Linked DNA regions of Homo sapiens: region 1 is linked to region 2. The links are chromatin contacts, found by Hi-C in ENCODE. All regions are on one chromosome and are shown on one strand. The core of a region is the stretch at or near the end of the contact, and the rest is flanking DNA. Distances in the headings are between cores, read along the strand shown.

Region 1 (3,903 bases), core at 1,281-3,780, 3.3 Mb after region 2:
CCAAAGCCCCACCCATCTCCTCTAAGCTGCTCATCGGGGACTATGAGCAAACATCACCCCTCCAGAGCCATTTGTGCTAAGGTCTATGATTGAGGGCTGTGCCTCTCCTAACTCTACATCTCCAGATTCTGATCCTTCAAAATGCAAGATACTTAATTTCATTATTTTTCTTAACAAACACTTATATGGCACTTAAAATGTGGCAAGCACTGTTATAACTGCTTTACAAATATTAACTCATGTAATCTTCATAATAATCCAATGAAGTAGGTGCTATGATTATGCACCTTTTACAGAAACTGAGGCAAAGAGAGGTGAAATACCTTTGTTGAGAATGTGAATACCCTCTTTGTAAACTACCAAGGATGACATTATCTTCTGGGTAACCTGTGTGCCACTTTTTCACTCAGCTATTTAATCAATATTTGCTAGGCACTTACTGGCCACCCTTCGAGATGCTAATTCATAGGAGGCAATCAGCAATGGAAACTGATAACAGTTTAAAAATAAGTAGACAAACAGGAGAGAAGGGAGAACCAGCTGGTGAATATCCAGGATATTCTCTGTACTGCCCTGCACGTTCCCCTGACCCCATGTGTTGGAATGGCCACGTAGCTATAGGATATTTCTGATCTGTGCCTCAAAATCGGAATAATAATTCGTATCGGTGCTTGCAAACTGCTGGCCTACAGCATCCAGTTTCTGCAGGGTTCCAATGCTACCTTTGTGTTAAACCCACAGTGTTTTTTTCTAAAAATCAAAATCATGTTTATTCCACCATTACCTAGATACAAACATAAAGTAGCTATAAACTTCTAATGTTTATAATACCAATGAATCAGAGCCAAAAATATTATAAAAACCTTCACTACTTCATAAGGAACAAAATTCAAATCAACATTAGTTCATGTCACACACAAAAAATTATGAAACACTTTGAAATGGCCAGAAAAAGATTACTGTTTAGTACACGTTTCCAGGTTTTCTCTGCTTTTTATTGTCTTTGACAATACAAAATTTTACAAATTTGTAAGCTGAGGAAAATTGATAGTAATGAAAATTTTTCTTGTCCATAAAATACAAATGCATAGTGTTATACAGTGCCCAGGAGAGACAGTGATTACAGCTCTGTGGATATTGACCAGTTTAACACTCATGTGTAAATACATTTCAGCATTCCTGCTTGCTTTATGTATTTTATCTCTCTTTATCTTATCTTTTTGAGACAGGGTCTTGGTGTGTCACCCAGGCTGGAGTGCAGTGGTGCAATCATGTCTCAGAGCAACCTCTACCTCCCGGGCTCAAATGATCCTCCCACCTCAGCCTCCCAAGTAGCTGGGATTACAGGTGTGAGCCACTGTGTCTGGTCTGAATAAAGGAATTTTTAACTTTTAATTTTAACTACTTTAAATTTAAAAACTGATGTTTGGTTCAGCGATTTGAAAACAGTATATTTGGAACCGCTTGGATATGAGAATCTGCTTTTTAACCATACATTGATGAAATCTAAATAGAGAACAAGCATTTCCGATGACAGCTGCTCTCTCAGATTGAAATGCACTGCAAATGTAAAATACACACCGGATTTCAAAGTCTTTGCAAAAAAGAATGTAACATATCACATTCCTTTTTTTATTGATTGATTACATGTTGAGTATTGATTGGTTACATGTTGAAATGATATTTCGGGTATAATAAAGTGGGGTCAGGGAAAAATATTTTTCCCAAATAGGAAAAATAAATGGGTAAAATAAAGCGTACTATCAAAATCAATTTTACATTTCGTTTTGCTTTTATTTATTTATTATTTATTTTTGAGACCAAGTCTAGCTCTGTCGCCCAGGCTGGAGTGCAGTGGCGAGATCTCGGCTCACTGCAACCTCCGCCTCCTGGGTTCAAGCGATTCTCCTGCCTCAGCCTCCAAGTAGCTGGGATTAGAGGCGCGTGCCACCACGCCCAGCTAATTTTTATTTCTTTCCTTTTTTTTTTTTTTTTAGTAGAGAGGGGGTTTCGCCATGTTGGCCAGGTTGGTCTCGAACTGCTGAACTCAAGTGATCTGCCCGCCTTGGCCTCCCAGTGTTGGGATTACAGGCGTGAGCCACCGCGCCCGGCCTTCTTTTTGTTTTTAAACGTGGTATTGACATTTTAAGATGACATCTGCAACTCGCAACACTGGGACAAGGGATTCTGGGTCATAAATTCTCCCATTCCTCATTTACTCTGCAGCACCGGGTGGCTGCGAACTCCGCTCTTCTGCTTGGGTTTCCGCATCACCAGCAGCTTCTTTCCTTCCCAGGTGTCGCCGCCTGCTTTCTGCAGCCGCTGCCTGGGAGGGGTTCCGAGGTTCTGGGCAGCCACAGCCCCGGAGGCCTTACAGGAGCGACCTGGCAATTCCCGCCGCCGGCCGCCAGAGGAAGCTGCTTTGCTGCTGTCGTTGCCCAGCAACTCGTAGCCCGGAAGCAGTACCCCGTCTCGCTCGGTTCCGCGGCGGCCACGCTCCGGGAGACTTCCGGCAGGGCGGGCGCGGGGTCTTGGCGAACGGTCTTCGGAAGCGGCGGCGGCGCGATGACCACGCTACGGGCCTTTACCTGCGACGACCTGTTCCGCTTCAACAACATGTGAGTGACACGCGCCTAGGGCCAGCCGCTCTTGGCCGGGCCTCGCTTCCCGGCCCCGCCAGCTCCGGCCCCAGCCGCGCCTTCCCGGCCGGACCCCAAGCCCGGACGGGGACCCGCGAGAACCACCCCCCGCCGGCCAACGTGGGCGCCTCCCTGGGGCCACAGGGTCCAGGGAGAGGTGGGCCTGGAGTCGACGCACGCCGGCCTTGGCGACCTTGGCCGAGGTGCTCAAACTTTGTCTCTGGACCCTGCGAGCTGGCAGGTTCTGGGGCAGCGCTCGGGCCTCCGCTCGTGGTCGCTGTCAGGAGGCGCTGGGGTGATGGGGCGAGCTGGAGACGCGGCCTGGAGCCCACGACCTGGGCTTCTCGCCCTGCCCTACTGCTTGCTGGTTCGTGGCCGGGCCGCGCCTCTTCTGGGCAGAGGGCACCGCCGACGGCCAGGCCGCAGAGGGGGCTTGCGAGGATCGGAAGCTGGTCAGCAGCTGTTGGGATGTGTACATCGTGAAGCCCACCTGGTGGCCGTGGTTAAATTGTATCCAAATGAAATGACACTGATCACTGCGTCCCCTGCAGCAGATGCTGTCTCAGTCATGGTTAGTGTTTGCAAGTTTAGTTACTGTAGCTGCGCACCCCGGTGTACACACCTTTCCTCTGTGAGGAGTCACGGCAGATCTTAGGGGAGGCTCGCTGTGCCCAGAGCCCTGGATGCAGTTTCTTTGGATTCGAGTTAAGGCCAGACCTCTGATTTGCAGGTACCAATTTTTTTTTTTTAAGAAAACATTTTATTATGAAGATTCCCACACATTTAGAAAAGTTGGAGGAATTTCACCATGTGCTTTTATAGACACTTTTCCTGGATTCTGCAGTTAACATTTTGCTACGCTGGTATCTCTCCTTCCTTCCCATCTATCAGTCCTGGATCCACTTTAAAAAAACAACAGGGCGGTATGTGAAAACTAAGGACAAAGTGGTTCCGATTCAAGTGTCAGGAAGATGGAAAGAACTATGGGATAAGATGGCTGGGAACATTTCAAAGAGGGGGTGAGCCTTGAAGATGGATAACACATTGGTAAGTGAGGAAGACGGAAGTTCCGGAGAAGGAGCGGGGCATGAAAATGGGGAAACTTGAAGTGCGGTCAGACAACTGGGATCAGTGCGAATCTAGTGGCTGGTTTCTGCCACTGAGCAGTCAGGAAGAAATGGGTGAAACAGGAGGGGTTTAGACTTGATCCTGTGGAAAGAATTTTCTGTTGGGCCAGTCTGGTAGCTACGGTGACTTGTGTTGA
Region 2 (3,774 bases), core at 1,258-3,757:
AGAGTCACTAAGAGACACCTCAGTTATCTTCCTTATAATTTAGACATCTTGGCACAGTTTTATTCCCTACTGTTTGTAGTAATTTTTCTGCTACTCCCAAAATAAGCAAGTTTTATCATCTGCAAATACATGACACTTGGATAGGGTGGTTATAACGCTGCCTCCTTGTTTCTCTCGATTAAAAAAAGCCTGTTTCACAGGAAAATAAATCACGATACCTAACCCAAATGTGAAAGAACAGACTGAGCAGAACTAACAAAACTCATTTGCTCTTCTAGTTTTTAAAAATGTGAGTTTTGGACATCTGATTCCTGATCTCACCCTCAAGAAGTGGATCTGGTTATAAAGTGATGATGTTTTACAGTACATGTGACCATAGTTTAGCTGCTATAATATTCTTAATATAGTTACATAGCCAGGCTATGCAAGGTTTCTCACAAAACCAGAAAAGCTATTCGATCCTTATCATTCCCTTCCTGTACTGTTCTCAATAACTGGCTTCTCAAATCGTTCAGGAAACCACTGAGAATCATTAACGGGTTATTGGAATGCCCAGAGTGACTGCCCAAGGACAGGAAAATGCACTGGCTCTTTTTAGAAGAACCTGGAAAAGTGCATGCAGACCATTGCGGCTGAGTTGGCAATGGATGATTTCCTTCTCACAGTGTAATGTACAATAGCTGTAATTTAATTGTTAATAGAACACAACATGCAGTCTGTCTTCAGGCCTCTGTGTTTCTTGTGGTATTTTCTTCCCAGGTTGGAGTGTTTTTGTATAATCACATCTTATTCTCTTTTAACAGTTATCAACTCTTGGCTAGATCCCCTTATACAATACAGAGTATAGTTTATTCTCAGTAGTGTAGCCATCCTCATTATTATCAAACAGAACTAATTGCTGAGATGCTCATAGTAATATGCAAAACAGCTTGTCCTTTGTTATTTAGAAATTGTTTATATTAAGTTTATATTCTCTTTTAATTTGTTAAAGATATAATTCTTTGACTGAGATAGGACATTTCTTCTCATTGGTTTATTTATTTTAGAGATGAGATCTCACTATGTTGCCCAGGATGATTTTGAACTCCTGGACTCAACCAGTCCTCCTGTCTCAGCCTCCCCAAATGCTAGGATTACAGGTGTGAGCTACTACACTCAGCCATTTCTTCTAGTTTTAGATCTATATAATAAAACGATGCTTTTCTGTGATCCCTTAACATTCTCTACACTCAGGTGCATGTTCAAAGCATATTTGTTTTACTGTTGCCTAGTTTTCCATGTCATTCATTGAATTATCCAATGCATATTAATTATCAGTCACTTTTCCCATTACTAAGGGTACTTGAGTGAACAGAGCAGACAAAAACCCCACCCTTAAAAAGCTTATATTATTTTCAAGTTGTTGCAACTTTGGGTGTTTTTAAAAAATAAAAATTCCCAGCTGATAAAACCAACTTATTTGACAGCTACCTGCCTCACCAGTAGAACCAAGTTATAGCCAGAATTCAGAAATAACATTTTTGAGCATTTATTGTGTCTGACAATGTGCCAATCACTTTACATTTATTTTAGCTCATTTAATGCTTACAACAACTAGAAGGAGGTACTATTAGGATCCCTATTTTACAGATGAAAAAAGTGAAGGTCAGAGAGATTAGTTAAGCAGAGGGTACAAGATTAGGTTCCAGTTGACTCTTAACAACCATTTCATATTCCAGGTGATGCTTTACAGACATCTGATGAATGGATGGATGAATGAATGCATGCACTTTGGGAACTCCCATTCAGCTTGGCATAAATACTAACTCCTTAGAATACCCTAGAAAAATCTAGACCTTTTGTTGGAAGAAAAGAGTGGGAAGGGTGGTAGGGAATTATTTTTTCGAGTGAATTGAGGCAGATGATCTTACAGATGACTGGGTTCTAGTCAGCATGGTTGCCTTATCTGGTGAGAGATGAGAATTGGGCAGACACCAGTTCTGTCTGCCCTGGGCCCTCAAACTGAGTAGCCTCTGAGATTCAAGTTCATCAGCACAGTGTTGGAGGACAGTTCCTGCAGAGCCCCATGAATCAGAGGAGACTCGGAGGCAGGAGGAACTGGCTATCCTAAAGGTGATTTTAAACCGGGGTAGCTAGAGCCCAAAGAAGGGCGAAACCAGGACTAACTGCCCCATAGCATGAGGGGCAGCGCCTGTAAAATTACATAGGATTTGTAAAGGTGGAAGGCACTGTTGCGCCGGGTAAAGCTTCGCAAGGTCGTGGTAGGGGAAATGATTCACTCCCCTTCACTATTCCCTCGCAGCATGGTCCTCACAACCCCCTTCTCTTTCCCCATTTCCATTTCCGGACTCTTCTCCTGCCCGCAGGGCAGACGCACGCGCAGAGAGATTGCCAGCCCTGGCTGCCAGAGACCCGGAAGCATCGATCGGCTCTGTGCTCGGCTTCTAGACTTGTCGGCGCTCGATTGAGGAGCGTGGCTACGTTGCTTCCGGTGCCTGGCTCCGTTTCCTGCTTTTGGTTCTTACAGTAGTCGGCGTAGGCCTTAGGTGGGTTCGTGCGCCTTCTACCTCGCTGTTTCGGTTTTCCTGGCTCCTCGGCCCTTTTCTCCCCTGTTGCAGCTGGGAGCGGACGAAGCGCGAAGCTGGGGTGGGTACGCGTTTGGCCCGGGTTTGGATCTCGGAGGGGCAGGCTTGGGGGTGAGGAGACTGACTCTGGGGCCGGGCATCGCGTGGCAGCTCCCTTGGACTTCGTTAGGGGGCCTTGGGCGAAGGTGCTTGTGTCTGGAGAGGCGGGAGGCTTGCGCGTACGAAGTAAAGGATAGTTAATGTCAGTCTGCTCGTGCGAGGCGTGGACAGTTCACTGCGCTTTCAGGTGTCTTCCAGCGGCTCCCTTTTGGTGGTGGCGGGTAATTCAGGGTGTCCCTGTAACAACGCAGCCCACGATCAAACCTCGCATGAAACCCTGCAAGAGCCTCCCCTTTGTCCCCCTACCTTCACTTTGACCTCTGCCTCAGTCACTTCCCTTTCGTCGTCTCCTTTGCGACCCCTGCCCCTTCTCCAGATTTCGATTTAGGGGGTCGCAAGGCTTTGAGAAGCGTTACGTTTTACCTGTTACCTGCACAAGTGCAGCCCCTGCTTGTAGGCTCTTCCCTTGTCAATCATCCAATGCAGTTCACATACAGTGGATGCTCTGTAAATACTGTGAGATAAAGGAATATGTGGGGCACACAAGGAAATCATCCAAGTTCACAATTTGCAAGTAAAAACCATGTAAAAAATGCAATAGTGTGGTATATGAGGAAGACAAGTGTAGAGGAGAAAGCAAGGGCTGAATTTCCAGGCCTGATGCTTATTAGCTGTGTGACCTTAGGCAAGTTCCTTACCTGGTAATAGCTGTTAATAATAGCTACTCTTAAGTGTTTACCGCTGATGCAGAACTGTGCTAGAATTCATTTAGTCTTCTGAGTTCTATTGGGTAGGTTCTGTTACCATTCTTATTTTACTGATGAGGACCTGAGAGGTTAAGGAACTTCCCTCAGGCAAACAGCTAGTAAGAAGCATAAATAGGATTTGAATTCACATCTGGCTGATACTGGAATCTGAGTTTAATCGTCATGCCACACTGCTGTCATTGAGCTCCTTTCTTTCAAGTCGGTTAGAGATAACCTTGGAGTCCAGACAGCTTGGTGATGCTGTATACAAATTAATAGGTATGGAAGGACTTTGTAAGTGCACCCATTAAGTAGTTGGCAAACTTCATTAATGTCTAACCTTA

What was found. A loop is a pair of places that touch in the nucleus more often than their neighbours do. Pooled maps may share reads with other maps.
Region 1: a pooled map shows a loop between it and region 2 (15-fold over the local background). The contact joins the promoter of NAA20 here to the promoter of SNRPB2 in region 2. A Hi-C loop is called at or near these places in 6 of 50 pooled maps.

Annotation. Positions count from the first base shown.
Region 1 is chr20:20,014,832-20,018,734 of GRCh38, forward strand. NAA20 (N-alpha-acetyltransferase 20, NatB catalytic subunit) reads left to right here and starts at 2,531. Exons shown (of 6, transcript NM_016100.5): 1 at 2,531-2,618. The coding sequence starts at 2,566. RefSeq lists enhancers at 2,038-2,217, 2,832-3,332, 3,794-3,903 and silencers at 2,538-2,607, 2,658-2,777.
Region 2 is chr20:16,727,519-16,731,292 of GRCh38, forward strand. It overlaps SNRPB2 (small nuclear ribonucleoprotein polypeptide B2), which reads left to right and starts at 2,508. Exons shown (of 7, transcript NM_003092.5): 1 at 2,508-2,646. RefSeq lists enhancers at 1,619-2,487, 2,546-2,595, 2,646-2,765 and a silencer at 2,916-2,965.